Regions from separate parts of the Homo sapiens genome. Here region 2 is linked to region 1. The links are chromatin loops, found by intact Hi-C in ENCODE. Cell type or tissue: thyroid gland. All regions are shown on one strand.

Region 1 (8,000 bases):
TCAGGTCTAGACCAAGAGAAAGAGAATCTTCTTCAGAGACAAATGACAACCTAATTAGCACATGCCAACTGCTATATGATGGCTACAGGCAAGAGTAGTCAGAGATGGGAGGAAGAACAAGACTGTGGAAGAATCAGGTGGATGAGGACAGCTTCTTAGAAGGGGTTGATGTAATCCAGAATCTCTTGAGAAACTATAGCACATAAGAGAGGAGAAAGCAGAGGAAACAACACTCCGAACCATGGATTTATTTCATCAAAAACACTGAGGGGGAAATGCACAGAGCCCCCGAGGGAAGCCCAGCAGTTACGTGGAGCTGATGGTTCTTACAGAAGGTCAAGGACAACTCCAAGGCCCCACGCCTGTGGGATGATGTCAGGAGCAGGGAATTCCAGAATGGTAGCAGGTTTAGGGTGGATGGAGAGTGAAGGATGGGTAGGAATCCACGAGTTGGTTTAAGGATGCTGTGTTTGGAGGTCCGCGAGGGTCTTCTACTTAAAGTAGCTTATGGTAAGCTACACGGTGGACCTCAAACTCAGGAAAGGGCAGGACCAGAGGGGCCCATGCACGTGGAAACGTAATCGAGGTGGGAGCACATGTCCCATCTAAAGGGGACAGCAGACCCTGGATCCACTGGAGCATCACACCTCACACCACCGATAGTGCACATGTGGAAAGTGGACCTGATGTCTCCAGGATTTCTGATGTCCAGAAAAACTGGAAATTGGCATTTTTAAAACAGAAACGTGAAATCTAAATATTTTGATATGACAACTAATTCTAAAAGCTGTAAAACACTGCAGGCAAAACGAAAGAGCAGGCATGTGGACTGACTGGGCCAGGGGTCACCTGTTTGTGACATGTGACCCAGGAGACGGGGGAGATTTCACGGAGAAAGCCTAAAGGGATGAGAACAGAGATGGAGGAAGAGAGGGGTTCAAGGGGGAATGCAGGATGCCTGCAGCAAAGGGTTGGAGAAAGGAGTCATGGGCATTTGACTCTGCAACAAGGACAGCCTGTGTGATCTTGGATGAAGCCACCTCTCCTCCCTTCCCCTCCTTCCCTTGTCCTTCCCTCTCCCTTCTAGCATTAAAGCAGGGGCCAGAGGCAGAGTCTAGAATCACCAGGGCCTAGAGAATAAGTGGCTGTTGAGGAAATAGGCATCAGGTTGAGTGAATACAAACAGTTCCAGGCGCTTTAGCCTTTTAGAGCACGTGTTTTCTTGGGTCACATAATATCCCATTTCCCTTTATAGATTTTCCCCACCAAAACATGGTAAACACCTCATTTCTGCCTTTACAGTATTAAAAAAAACCACTGACTGGAGCCCCACATCATCCCTTGCATGAAAGCCACATTCTATTCTCGTGAAAAAGAAAGTGTATTCTTTTCAGCTCACCTCTCGGTCCAGCAGCGCAGGTGACACAACAGTGACAATGTCTCCTTTCTCAGGATCGATGTAGAACATGTTGGGAGATGGCTTGTCAGGCGTCTGCTGACGGATATTATACCGCAGGAGGGCATTATCGGTGGCTGGGTCATCTGCATCAAAGGCTGTCATCCGCATCACTGTGGTGCCTACCGGGGCAAGACAGAAAGGCACGGAATGGTTATCAATGGGTCAACAACGGCCAGAGCCCCTTCCCCACCTGGGCAATAGCAGTGCAGCAGTGTGCCCATCACTTTCCAAATTAAAAAAGAAAAGTATTTCCCAAGCTTTGCTATGTTTCAGCTTTTCTTCCTCCTTTCCCTCTCTGTTTCATTCCATGAAAAGACCTGAAATAAAGAAGAAAACATCTTTGCTGTTCAGCAGAGTGACTGCTTAATTTTTCCCTCTGGTGATACACTGTTTATTTTCAGGGGCTTTCATTCCACTGTGGATGTGGCTTTGTGACAGGGACATTCATTTTTTTAGACAGAGTCTCGCTCTGTCACCCAAGCCGGAGTGCAGCGGCGTGATCTTGGCTTACTGCAACCTCCGCCTCCCAGGTTCAAGTGATTCTCCTGCCTCAGCCTCCTAAGTAGCTGGGATTACAGTTGTGTGTCATCACGCCCAGTTAATATTTGTATTTTTGGTATAAATGGGGTTTAACCATTTTAGCCAGGCTTGTCTTGAACTCCTGACCTCAGCTGATCCACCTGCCTCGGCCTCCAAGGGTGCTGGGATTACAAGATTCCATCTAGCCATGGCCTTCATTTTTAAAGCTCTGATTCAATGCCAACTCCATGTGCCTGGGCTGCGTGTTGGGGAAACAGGAGTACAAAGAGGCATGCTCCTGGGTGTGCAGGAGCTCAGAAATCAGTAGAAGAGATAAATATATAACAAACAATAAGACTTATCAGGCACACTGAGAGAGGGCATTATGAATACAGAGATGAACAACCTTATCTAGTCTGGGGTTTGCACAAAGGTGTCTGATGAGGACCCGTAAGAAGAGAGTAGGCAGGAACAAGTCAAAGGGACCTCAGAGCAAAAAGGCATTCCAGTTAAAGGGAATGAGAGCAAACACTAATGTGTACCTACTATGTAGCAGCCGTGTTATTTTAGGGACTTCCAATATAAAATGAGGGTAACATGGTTGGGTTCACTCACAAACAAGCAAGAGTCATACAAATAGGACCTGATTCTATAACAAGCATGTGGAGTGTTGGATTATGTCAATGATTGATAAGGGTGTCAGATAATGGGTCTCCCTCCCATGCAGCTGATATAAAGGGAAACTGGTATATCCATTGTCAAGGACCATTGGGCAGCAAAGAGTAAAAACAATGCCTTCGCCTCCTTGGCATCTACTTTCAGAAACAACTGCACGTGTCCGCAAGGGATCTGTGCAAATAAATTTCTAGCTGAATTATCTGTCAAGGTGAAAAATTTGGAAACAGCCTAGCTGTTCATCAACAGGGGAATTGCCAAAATGATAGTATTCTCACACTGAGATATTTTGCAGCAGCTTAAAAAGACTGTAGATCTAATGGGTTCTAATGTGGGAAACTCTTCAAGATATATTAATTAGTAAAAATGTTAGGTTGAGGAATGTTTGGGGTTCAGCACCAGAAGAGAACATTCCTGGCCCATGCAGCCCCCTTGCCTTTGGATGGCAGCAGGAACAACATGGTTCTGTTTCCCATTGACCTTGTCATGGAATCAGCGTTCTCAAACAGTGGTCTAGGTAGCAACTTGAAGTATACAGAAACTGATGTGAAATGTGGCACGTTTTAACTTTCCTTACCCACAGGGGGATAGTGATACCATTTTTGTGAACATGCTTACACACAGAACATGCCACAATACTTTATTCACATGTTTTACAGGTACAGTTTATAAGTGCATAGAACAACTCTATAAGGAGAACTTCTCCCTGGTAATGGTGGTTAAATCTGGAGAAGAAGAGAGGGGATTGGGATTTGGCATGGTCATCGGGAAAGATGTTGGCCTCATCTATAACATTTTGTTTATTTTTACAAGGTGAATGTATTGCTTTGGCAATTAAAATTTAATTTACAAAGAGCATAATTATAAGCACCAACAAAAACATGCCTGCTGGTTTTGATGATTGACAATAGCAATTGTATTGCTACCACATTTGGATTAGGGCATCCTGCCTAACCATAACTTTTTATCCCAATATAGTCTTCTACAAATATAAGGCCCATCTTCTGATTTTGAATCTGTCTGGACTCACAAAGTGTGACCTAACCGGAAGAGATCAAAGCCGCAGATGTCTATTCAACAAAGCAGCAGGAATAGTCATACAAAGAAAACACTGAAGCCTAAAGGAAAGATAGAATTCATCTGGTTTTACCACCACCCAGAATTCCTTTTCCTTCCATAGCAATGCTTCTCTAATCATCAAAGCCAGTTTTTTTTCCCCCACCACTGGAATCAGAGTATCAGTCATTAGGCCTGATTGATCAGATAAACAACGAAGATCTGGCCACCCTCAAGGTTGGATTGATTTGTTAGGCAGTCTCAGCTATTTTCACCAATGGTGCCATCCGGCCACATGCTTCAAGGTGCACTTCCTATCCACCTAGCTTCTTTGCCCTGTGAGATGGTCTCAGGGCAAGCTTCAAGGTTCAGCTTCAGAAAAGAACATTCTTGGCCCATGCAGCCCCCCTGTCTCTGGAAGACAGCAGGAACAGCATGACTCTGTCTCCCATTGACATGCTACAGAATTAGTGTTATCCAACAGTGGTCTAGGCAGCCACTCACAGTCTATGGAAACTGATGTGAAATGTGACACATATTAAACTTCCTGATCTAGGCAAACTTAAGGATATCCCCATCAGAAATCAGAGGCAGATTTCAGGCCTGCGATCTTACCCAGGGACATGCTAAAGGGAGCTCCATGTGGCCAAAGACATAGGAGGAGGCCTTAACCCCATCAATTCCACACCAGTCTCCAGTTAAGTACACTTGACCCAGGGCCTTGCACTTAGTTAATGTCTAATGAATGCTCGATTGATTGGATTTGTGCCCTATTTAATCTGCCTTTAATTGAAGTCATGGAAGGTATAAAAATGAAGTCATCATGGCTTGCAACTGACATATGCATTAAAATGATTAGAGGAAGAAAAAAAAAAAAAAGACCTTTCAGGTTGATGAGTCTTTAGTTTTCATCAGGAAATTCACTGAGGATATCTTTTTGTTTACAGGTTGGATAACATGATGTAACACAAAATTATCCTGGAATATTCCCAAGCATACACAGAAAATGGTTTTTATTTTAATGGATTGTTAGGGAACAGGTGAACTCGGTCTTAAGCCCCGTGTTTGTCTTCACCCAGACACGAATGCATCACTGGATTTACTCTGGAGGAAATCGCGCCTCTGAGGGAACCGCATTGTGCCTGAGTTATGTAAATAGGTTTGCAGCATTGAAGACAACGACTCTGAGGTGACGTATCTGGGTTCAAGTCTTTTCAAGCTGCGTGACCGTGGCCACATTATTCATCTCTCTCTGAGCCTCGGTTTCCCTGTTTTCAACATTCCCCTTTGGTTGTTGTGAGGATTTCATGGGATGACCTATTTTCAGAACTTGGTACAGTGCCTAGTACATTAGTGTTCAGAGAGGAAGCCTTGCATTATCCAACTCTGTCCTGGGTTCTGAGCCAATTATGGCAGTGCAGGCAAAGGCCTCAGATACAGGAGACTAGGATTAAGTTGTCCAAAGAATGTGGGACAAAGGGTCGCAGGACAGCCCTCTCTCTCACCGGGTCCCTTCTCCCACCCTGCCCATGGTCTTAGTGTGCAGATCTGGGTTTCTACTGTGGATATCACAACAACACACACACACGTGCACACACACATTCTGTAGTCTACACCATGTCTCCACGTGGTCCTCTAGTCGGCCTCTAAGACCAGGCTTTACTTTGAACCCCAACCTATCTGCTGAGTGCAATGCTTGGCTCTTGCCAGTACCTTCCCCTGGAGGCTGGATCATGGTTTCCTTACTTCTGTGTTCTGCAAAGGCTGGATAAACCTCCTAAACCAGCATTCTCTAAATTGGTTCCGAGGAACTCTGGCTCCATAGATTCAGTCGAGAAACAGATTTGGGAAATACGTGGCAAACACCGCAAAGCAAGGTTTCCCCAGAGGACTCTTCAGTGCCTCTATTAAGCACGCTTACAGCATCAATCTCCAAGAGAGGGTGTCTCTCTGCAGCACTCACCAAACTTTGCTGTTGATGGAACCTCTTTATTTCAGAACTGTCTATCTTTTTGTGATGGGCCACATGGTCCTAGATGTGAGCTCTTGGAGGGTATAGACTGTTGTGTTCATTTTGTAAGCCCAGTGTCTGACACGCGGTAGGTCCTCATCAGTGTTCTTTGGGTTGAATTGGCTTCTTGCCATTCACTGTAGTGTTGCCTCATTCCACACTGACCAGAGCCACCAGTACCTTGTCTTCCAAGAAGAATGAACAACTGAGCAACGTGCCTGGAGATTTTCCACGACTGCCTCTGAGCTCCCTGTTCAATGCGCCTTGGAGGTCCTTGCTGGAATGGGATTCCTGGGTCACATACCAATGCTATGCCCAGGGCTGACATGCAGCAGGTGGGCCTCAGTGCACCTGCTCCAATTGCCTGTGGGTGATGCCTGTGCCTCTCCTCTTATGCAGTCCCACACACTGGACTCCATGTCCACCACTTTGTTTTCACCAGCTCATGCAGCTTCCTATCCGGGCTTGTCTTGTGTTTCCAGACAGCAGAGAAAGGGTAATTATATGACAGACACGCATTGGGGCTTCCACACAGTACATTTCTGTCTTTTCCCCCGTCACAATACTCTCCTGAGTGACAAAATAAATTATAATCACCCTGTCACTCCCTGAGCCAGATGAACTAGCAGCAGCTCCTCCAAAGGGGGAAGAAAACATCCCAGGTTCCTGGTTGAAAGTCTCAAGTTGGGCCGTCATTTTCTTTTGCCGAAGGACACGGCCGCCAGCCTGACAGGCTGATTAACAAGTGTGATCGCTTCCTTGTGGCCAGGTAGCCCCTTCCTCCTGACTGCAGCTCTCTCATTAAAGCAAGTGCCGCCTGGTTTCTTGACCTTGAAAGCCAGCTTTGAAGTTTTGCTTTCCTGTGACTTCAAGCACGGCCAACCCCTTGAGAAAGGAGAGCGCAGATCTGAGAGTGACGGGGGGTTTTCAGCTGGCCATGAGGATGGGGATGCTCCAAAAGACAGTGACAAAATTATGCTGTTCTTAACATTTCTTTGACTCCATCCCTAAACATTTCCTTTGCCTGATCAAAAAGTGTCAGGCTCATTTTTTACAAAATGCTATTCCTATAAGCGAATCACGTATTGAGACATAGACATTCAGATCTATATTCAGCACTGGATTTCTGATAGCACAGTTAGGGCAACAGTGTGCTTTCCAGGGAGAAGTGTGATGTTAAAGCAAACATGAGCAGAGATGGCAGATGTCACCAGGTGAACCTCTTTGATGTGACAAAATGGCACATCGTTGTCAAGCATCAAACTCACCAGAGGAGGCAGTGAGTTCTAATTCCAATCAAACCATGCTTTCTGTGACCGAATGATCTAATAGTGGTGCTTCAAAAGGAGAATGTGGTCATGGATCCTGTAGTGCACAACGTTACTTGTGTGTTTGCCCCTGTGTCAGAAGACAAGCCTTAGACCAGCAGCAGCTTAGGGTGCTTAGCCAGGTGAGACAGATGTAGAAGCTGCTATTTTAAATTCTAGCATTTTGGGGAATATCTAGTTGGAACGATTCTCATTGGAAACTAAATTTCCATTGAAGATTCTTTAGTTTGAATGGGTTTGGGGCCTCCTGGTTCCAAATGAGAACCAGATAGTTCTCCCAGGACTGAGGGGATTCCAGGACACTCCTGGGCAAACCAGAATGAGGTGGTCACCCTGCAGGCCAAGTTTTGCTTTCAGGTGTAGACACGTCTCTTCGTCATGAGCAGCAGACTGCCAATGTGAGAATTGTTGCAAATGTGACTGTAGTGCCTGGGACACAGCCTACAGCCATTCACTCAACTGGCCACCCCAAACACACCAATCTAAAATTGTTTCCTGACCAAGCAGGTGGACATGAGCCAGTTCTCTCCTAACCGTCCTCAGTAACAAAGAAAGAGACCCTGGTGTGCAAAACCAAAGCAGAATCAAGCCAGTGGCCCGGCTGAGGACCTGGGCTATCTATTTTTAAAACCTGGCCTCACCTGCTGGGCTTCTCTGGGCAGTTAAGCCCCAAATTTTATTGTTGTTGTTTGAGACAGGGTCTCCCTCTGTCACCTAGGTTGGAGCGCAGTGGTATGATCACAGCTCACTGCAGCCTTGACCTCCCAGGCTCAAGTGATCCTCCCACCTCAGCCTCCCAATTAGCTGGGACTATAGGTGCGCACCACTATGCCTGGCTAATTTTTGTAGAGATGGGGTTTTGTCATGTTGCCTGGGCTGGTCTTGAACCCCTGGAGTCAAGCGATCTGCCCACGTTGTCCTCCCAAAGTGCTGGGATTACAGATGTGAGCCA
Region 2 (8,000 bases), 230 kb before region 1:
CTATAGACAATGTTTTGAAACTGTCCCTCCTACTGATAGCTGAGAATCCAAGTCAATAGGTAAAAGTCTTTAGCTTTAGTTACAGAGGTAGAAAGCATCACATGGTTAGTTACTGAATGTTTGCAGAACATTCCTTTGTGGGGCAGAAACAGTTTCCCCCAGGCTTACCAAATGCCCTAATGAAAACACACTTGAGCTCACTGGGGCAGCATAGCTAGGTATGCGGTCACTTCAGAAGTATGCTTCACAGTGTTTTGTTTAATTTTTATGCCAGCTATCTATGACCGAGAGCGTAGATTTCATTTCTATTAAGTATTTCTACCGATAATAAAAATCAATCTTTTAGGGACAGGGATATTAATAGCACTTGGGGCAAGACACTAAAGCAACGTGATCCTCTCTACATTTCTGGAAACTATAGAAGGGGTCTAAAGTGCCATTTACTATCGTGTGATTTGCAGTGGATGGGATTGTTGTGGCTTCTGCGGCATCTATTTTCACTTCTTCCTGTAAGACCACCTGATTTGGCGTAGGGCAGCCCCCCCTCCACTCACTGCCCCAGAGTTTTGGATGGGGCCAGTGGCCAGCGATGGGTATAGGGTGGGCTAGAGATCTACTCTGGACAAGTGAGCATGAGCCCAGGAATTTTGGAGAATACTGGACAGGCATTTCTCTGGGGTGCAGAGCTGGGGAGCTGTAGACCCAGAGCTACTGCTGGCCTTTTGAAACCTGACCAAAGCCTCTTTGAGAGTAATGTTGACAATGAGGAAGGCAGTCAAGAGGGAGAGAGATTCCTGATAGCCCCACCCTGACGGCACATGCAGGGCTGACGTCACTGGCATGGACTGTTTTGATTGGCTGGTGTCTGCTCTTAACTGTTCTAATTTGAATATTTCCCACAAACCCTCAGATCGAGTTCTGGTTAAAACCACATCCACCCTTGGATCTCCCAGTTATGTGAGATACATCAATTCACTTTCCCCACCCCCATTCTGGTTTGAGTTAGGTTTCCTTTTTAACTAAAAGAGTCCCAGCCGATAGATGAACATACCATTTGTGAGAGGTAAAGTTAAAGAAACACGTCTTTTTACCTACAAATTTGAAGAGGAAATTTTTTTTTTTTTTGGTGACGAGAAAAGTTGAGAGATGCAAATATCTACCTACTTGGTTCGTGTTTTCCCCCTTCAAAATCTCCCTCCCTCCCCAACTCTGTATAAAAGAATGCAATGCTCATTACAAACCAGTGTGGCTTTGTCAAAAATAAGTCGGACTCAAAGAACCTCATTGGAAAAATGTGGGGTGGGAGGCCAATGGCAGAAGATGAGGTGAGCTCCCTGGTGGAGTAACCATTTCTGGTGTGTGCTGGATTGGCACACTGTCATCTATCAATGCGTCCATGAAGGACCCCAGCCCGTTAGACGGAGAGAGGGTTGGAAGAATCCTCAGTGAATGAAGTGCAGGCAGCTGCTCCTTTCCCAGGTTGATCTGTTTGCTGCTAGGTGGTAGAGATGGAGGCTCAAACACACAGCTCCCTAGCTACTGGCTTGAACTATAATCCATACATTAGTAAAAGGCCTAAAGTGCTCAGATCATTTTAAACAGGGATATTTGGCCAGAATTATACTAGTATTTGAAAGCAACAGAGCTCTCCACCTTAACATTTCTTTAACGTGGCTCAGAATCGTACTGTTACTTCAAAGTCACTTTGCGGAACATTTTTACTACTTTAATAAAAATCCAGGTGATGTACCAACAAACTTAATAGGGCTGAATTTTTAGAGAAGCAATGCTGTTTTACATACTCCTCTATGCTTTTATTAGTGTGTGACAGCACATGGCAGATATGATGTTGTGTGGCGAGCTAAACAGAGAGTCTAGTCACTTAGAGGAAAACAATGTCTGTAATACTGAAACTCAAGTGGCAATATGGTCTTTTTCCAGAAAAGGATAGATGTGTAGACAAATTGAATAACATAAGTAAAATATAAAATGTTGCCTCACATCTTGCAACCAGGCCTCTTTGCCTTGCTGGCTTGTACAGGTACAGCACCTGTGCTTCTCCAGACCTTGAGGGGTGCTCCTGAAAACATGAAATCAAATGCAGGGCGCAGAGCATGCCCTGATGATTCTTGCCCTGGGATATTTCCTTCTGTAAAGACAATTAAGGCAATATGTGGGAATTTTTATTTTGCTTGCATTTTTTTCTTAGATGCATGCCTCATTCTCCAACCTTCCTGTTGGGCAAAGATCCTGTTTTCAATGCTAAAGCAGGCCTGTCCCAAACCAGGTGTGCCTAGACCTGGAGTTTGGTCTCATGAGATCGCAAGAGCCCCCAGTGCTCTGGCGGCTATTGTAAACCACAGGTTCTCTCCTTTCCATTCAAGGCCCTTTTAAAAGGTGCTGCCAAATTTTAGTGGTGCCTGTTCTGGTCTGAATTGTGTTTCCCCAAATATATATGTGGATGTCCTAATCTCCAGCACCTCACAGTATGATTGTCTTAAACAGGTAAGTTAAAAGGAGATCACTATAGTGGGCCCTAGTCAGATATGACTGGTGTCCTCATGAGAAGAGATTAGGGCACAGACAGACAGAGAGGGAAGACTCTGTGAGGACACAGGGAGAAGACAGCCATCTACAAGCCAAGAAGAGAGGCCTCAGAAGGAACCAACTCTGCCAACACCTTGATCTCAGACTTCTAACCTACAGAATTGTAAGAAATTAAATTTCTGCTACTTAAGCTGCTCAGTCTATGGTACTTTGTTATGGCAACCCTGGAGAAAGAATGCAATGTCTACTAAGCACCTAAAAACATGCTGGCCAGCTGGGTGTGGTGGCTCACGCCTGTAATCCCAGTGCTTTGGGAGGCCAAGGCGGTGGATCATTTAAGGTCAGGAGTTCGAGACCAGCCTGGCCAACATGGTGAAATCCCGTCTCTACTAAAAATACAAAAATTAGCCAGGTGGTAGTGGTATGCACACGTAATCCCAGCTACTTGGGAAGCTGAGGCACGAGAATCGCTTGAGCCTGGAAGGCAGAGGTTGTGGTGAGTCAAGATTGCGCCACTATACTCCAGTATGGGTAAGAGAGTAAGACCTTTCTCAAAACAAAAAACAAAAAACAAAAAAACCAAAAAATAAAAAACCCCAAAACACCAAACAAACAAACAACCACACACATGCTAGCCAGTGTGCCTCTCAGCCATTAGGAAAGTTTGCTAATTGACTGATTACACTAAGATAAAGCCCCCCAAGATGCCAAGATAAACCAATTCCTACTATGTCATCTGTTATGCCTACCACAGCCCGTCTGGCATTTGTTTCCCGCTATTGTTTGCTCACAGAATGCAATGAGCACAGGAGGCTTTTATTCCTTCAGCCCACTTGATTAATTATGGGGCATCCTTGCTAAAGAATGAGGTAGGCAGACTATTGACTTTCTAATGGGATAGCTTCAAAATCTCCCTGCATCTGAAGTCACAGATACTTCTAACTGGGGAGAGTGGAGAAGGGACAGCTTTAGTTGTCCACGCAGGCTACTGTCCAGTGGCACCTGCCCCAAGGTGGTGGCGTGTAGCAAGGCACCTCTGCTGGTGGCCAGAATGAGGATCACTGATCCATGCTGAGCAGCCTGCGGGGCTTCCCCAGGTTGAGTCCCAGTATGCCTGTAGAATTTTGCTAACATTCATCGTAGTTCAGCCCACCAGAGACAGCCTCCTTCAAATGCTACACAACGATGATCGAGTCTGTCCATCACTCATTCCTTTTCCAGCTCCAGCACTTCCCATTGTGCCTCAGGTGCCCGAGTTGCAGCCCTCTCCCGTTCCGAATAACAAGCATAAACAGCCCTGTTTATTGAGTGCTTAGAGGTGGCAGTCACGGTGCTAAGCGCTTCACACATGAACTTTAACTCATTACAATCTTCCTGTTAATTCCCAAGACAAGGAAACTCTGGTTTAGAGATGGTGAGTCAATTTCTCGAGGTCTTATGGCTGCTAAGTGGCAGTAACAGGGCTGGAGGAATCTGGGTTTCTGTGCTTCCAGAGTCCTCCTTCTTCAGCTCCCCGCAACACTCTTTTTTTTTTTTTCCAGGTTGCCTCCCTTGAACACACCTGAATTTGCCAACATCCCTCTTAAAAAGAGGCACCAAGAGGAATGCAGAAGGCCAGCATGCAATGCTATAGCCCAAGTTCCATGCCAGCACTTGAACTTTGAGATGCTCTTAGCTTTTCTAGCAGTCATAAGGCACTTTTGCCCAAGACCAAGCTTGCAGTCAGGGAAAGCCTCCAGGTTTTTCGAAATGGCCTTGAACAGGTTTTAAGCCAGCTCTCTTGCTTTTAATCAGAGGTCATTTGGCCAAGTTGCAGCCTGTTGTTCCAGCCCAGGATTTCTCCACCTAAGCAGATACTTCTAATTGGGGAGAGTGGAGAAGCGGCAACTTCAATTGTCCCCCCTGACATCTGGGGTTGGATAATTCTTGTTGCAGAGAGGCTGTCCAGTGCATTGTGAGAACTTTACCAGCAACCCGGGCCTCTGCCCCCTAGATGCCAGTGGCATTCCCCTCGCACCCCCTGAAATGTTCTAGACACTGACAAATGTCATCTGGGGGCAAGATCACCACCTTTCTAGTATAATTCAATCATCTAAAAATAGGCCATTTTTTGGACTATTTGGAGAAATCCAAGACTCTGAAGGAATGAATAATGTTTCTTAAATATCTCTGTTCTTTCTACAAATCCAATGACTAGAGAGAGGTGGAAATAATGAACTGAGAAAGACATAAGGTCAGGAACTGAGAACTACACATCAAATAGATTTTCCATATGTCTGATGTTCTAAAATGCAGAGTGAATACTCAGACCCTATTACACAGGATGACAAAGTCTATGAATAAAATGTTTACTTCCTGATGGCAAAAATAAAATTATTCATTTCATTCTCCTACCATCATGCATGACTAGCTCTGGACAAATATAAATGGGTCTGATGAAGAATGTATTTTAAGAGGCTCACTGTGGATGGCAATGGAATACTGGCTTTCTATGCAATTAAATACATGTTTACAGGGTGTTTGCTATGTATAAAGCCCATGTGGGCAACATGGTGGATGCAAGGATGATTATGATGCAATTCCTGTGCAGAGGCCGTGTTTCTCAAATGGTGCACACACGGCACCCCTAGAGTGGAAAACTTGGGGTGTGCATGGATGAATGCTGAATGGACCGTACTGATTATAGAGGGAGTCCGCTGGGGGAACCCTCATAGATTGGAAGAGAAAGTAGATGAAGGTTAATATCTCAGGTTCCTGTGTCTGCTATGCAAAAGACCACAGACCTAGTGGATTAAAACAACTCAGATTTATTCTTATAGTCCCACAAGTCAGAGTCTAAAATTAAGATGTTGGCAGGGCTGTGTTCCTTTTAGAATCTTCAGGGCAGAATTTGTTTCTTTGCTCTTTCCAGAATCTAGAGATGCCTGCATTCCTTGACCTCTGGATTCTTCCTTATGTGGCTCCAATGACTTGCTTTTGTGATTGCATCTCCTTCTCTGACTCTGACCCTCCTGCCTCCATTTTAATTTTTTAATTTAATTTTTATTTTTTAATTTAATTTTTTGAGACAGGGTCTCGCTCTGTTGCCCAGACTAGAGGGCAGTGGCATGATCTTGGCTCATCACAACCTCCGCCTCCTGAGTTCAAACCATTTTCCTGCCTCAGCCTCCTGAGTAGCAGAAACTACAGGTGTATGCCACCACACTCAGCTAATTTTTGTATTTTTAGTAGAGATAGGTTTCACCACATTGGCCAGTCTGGTCTTGAACTCCTGGCCTCAAGTGATCCACCAACCTCAGCCTCCCAAAGTGCTGGAATTACAGGCATGAGCCACCGCGCTTGGCCCTGCCTCCTTCTTATAAGGACTTTTATGGTGAAAATGGGTGTATCCTGATGATCTAAGGTCGTCTAAAGACCTTTCATCTAATCATAGCTGCAGAGTCCTTTTTACTGTATAAGGTAAGGACTAGGATGTGGACAGCTTTGGGGAGTGGAGGCGGTGTGGGCGTTACTTAGCCTAGCATGGTTAGCAGGAAGAGAGGCCACAAAGGCTATGAATTCAGAGAAGAGGACACTCATGATAGAGAACCTAGACAGAAAAAGACAGAAAGAGAACAAAGCATGCTGAGGGGTGAGTAAGCCAAGGGCGTTGGGGAATTTCAGTTAAGAAAGTGAAAGGACTGGCTTAACCCCACTTCCAGAAACCTGAACCACCATGCTACCTCCTCTGGCTAATGCCATTATAATGAGGTTGAACCCAAGCAAATGAAAAACACATTTGAAGAACATGTGGAAGCACACGTCTGGTTGACTGTCCCTTACGGTGAGGTCCTGGGAAGTATTTGAGAGGAGCTTGTGCTGCAAGGCATGTGGCCATGAGCAAAAGGACGCTTTTGTCGTCTGCAGGGATGTGTTGGTTCTCCCGGTGGCTTTGGGTGGATCCTCTATGGGTGGTGAGTCTTGCACTTGATAAGGCACTCTGGCTTGCCTGTTCTTCCCATCAGCACTGCTGGCTGGAAGAGCCTTGGCTGGGAAACATGGAGCTCATGCCTTCTGGTGCCCTGGGCAAGTTGCTTGGGAATAATGGTCATGGTGGCAGCTGCTGCTTAAGCTGCTCCCCATTCCCCTTGCCAACTCACAGGAGGATGAGTCCAAAGAGAAGGTGTCATTAGGGTAGAAGGAAAATAAAGTATTCTTGCCTTCTCCTCAAAATTCAACTTTCCCAGCTCTTTTTTTTTTTTTTTTTTTTTTGCCTTTAGGGTCTCTCACCAAAGATGAGTCCCACTCAGTTCACTTTAACTTCATTATTTCATCTCACTCTTTCTCCTTCCCTCTTTCTCGCTTTCTATTTGTTCACTCAATGACTTTTTATTGAACGGCCACCAGATCAATAGCACAGTGCGGCATGTCAGGGATATGATACACGGGGAATCTAAGAGCTGATCTCTGTCTTATAGGAACTCAGCCAGAATAGGGAAGAGTAGTAGAACAGGGGATCAGCAATTATTTTAAACATTTCAATAATATTTGTTTTAAAGTGAATGGTAAAAATATAGCTGGCATATCACAGATATTATTGCTAAGTTAAAAGAAAGACAAGTCAAATTAAAGTCAACTTAAAAGCATTCAGTGAATGACAGTACACAGAGAGCAGATAGGTTACAGGAGATGAAGGTGCCTGGTGTTTGGAAATGTTTGGATAAAGCAAAATGGAAATGGCTAAGACAAAGAAGGAGGTAATAATGGCCTAAGAAAGTTATAAAATAGAATGGAGGAATTCAAGGAGAAAGAGATTACTTCCTACTCACCGAAAGTGTTACGGACCATGCAGTATTTGAAACTGACCTAGAAAGACCAACAGGATTGTGATGGGTGGAGGCAGGAAGGGAAATATTTTAGGAAGAGTGACTGACAGTCAAGTTCTGGAGCGTGAACATGCATGGCATATTGGGAAGCGGGAACAGTACACCCATATTCTGCTTTCCATCTTGTATCCTTCTTAGTCCTGCAAATGTCCAGAGTAGATGTGCTGTTTATCCATTTCTCCTTCTTTGTGGGGACACCTGCATTTTCCCATGAGTTTACCCCATTCTTCATGTAGCCTTGCTGAGACTTTCCATTATGGTGCCTCTCTCTCCTATAGTGAAGGGATGAAGTGAGTCCGACTCAAGACAGGCCACCCAGGACTTAATATGCTGGGAGCGTACAATGTTTTCAGAGAGACATAAGGATGGAAAATACTTGGAGCTGATTTGTCCTGATCGTGAGAGCCTAAAAATATCATCCATTCATCCCAGGAACCTAGATCGCTGAAGCAGCTTTTTCCGGCATTCCTGAAGCTTGCTTCATCCTATTTTTCTTTGCTTCTCTATGTCTTGTGTGTGTGTGCACACACATGCCTGCATATGTGTTTTCTTCTCTTCATAAGGTTTGGTTTCCATGGCTTGCAACCA

Evidence for each region. Peaks named below come from ENCODE experiments on the same cell type or tissue, not always from the same donor. Only the 100,000 strongest peaks of a DNase experiment are listed, where the experiment ranks them.
Region 2: a loop joins it to region 1, with 2.2 times the contacts of the local background. A loop is called at or near these places in 1 of 110 quality-filtered maps.

The regions. Positions count from the first base shown.
Region 1 is chr16:83,480,055-83,488,054 of GRCh38, reverse strand. It overlaps CDH13 (cadherin 13), which reads right to left. Exons shown (of 14, transcript NM_001257.5): 7 at 1,400-1,578. Among named protein-coding and RNA genes, the nearest start is that of MIR3182, 24 kb to the left of the region's middle. In thyroid gland, no CTCF peak of the experiment used is centred here; no DNase peak of the experiment used is centred here.
Region 2 is chr16:83,706,635-83,714,634 of GRCh38, reverse strand. The region is part of intron 10 of CDH13 (cadherin 13); the gene reads right to left. LOC124900603 (a long non-coding RNA gene) reads left to right here and starts at 6,800. Exons shown (of 3, transcript XR_001752385.3): 1 at 6,800-8,000. RefSeq lists an enhancer at 4,439-4,608. In thyroid gland, no CTCF peak of the experiment used is centred here; DNase peaks (open chromatin) are centred at 174, 804 and 4,244; H3K27ac peaks cover 2,990 bases.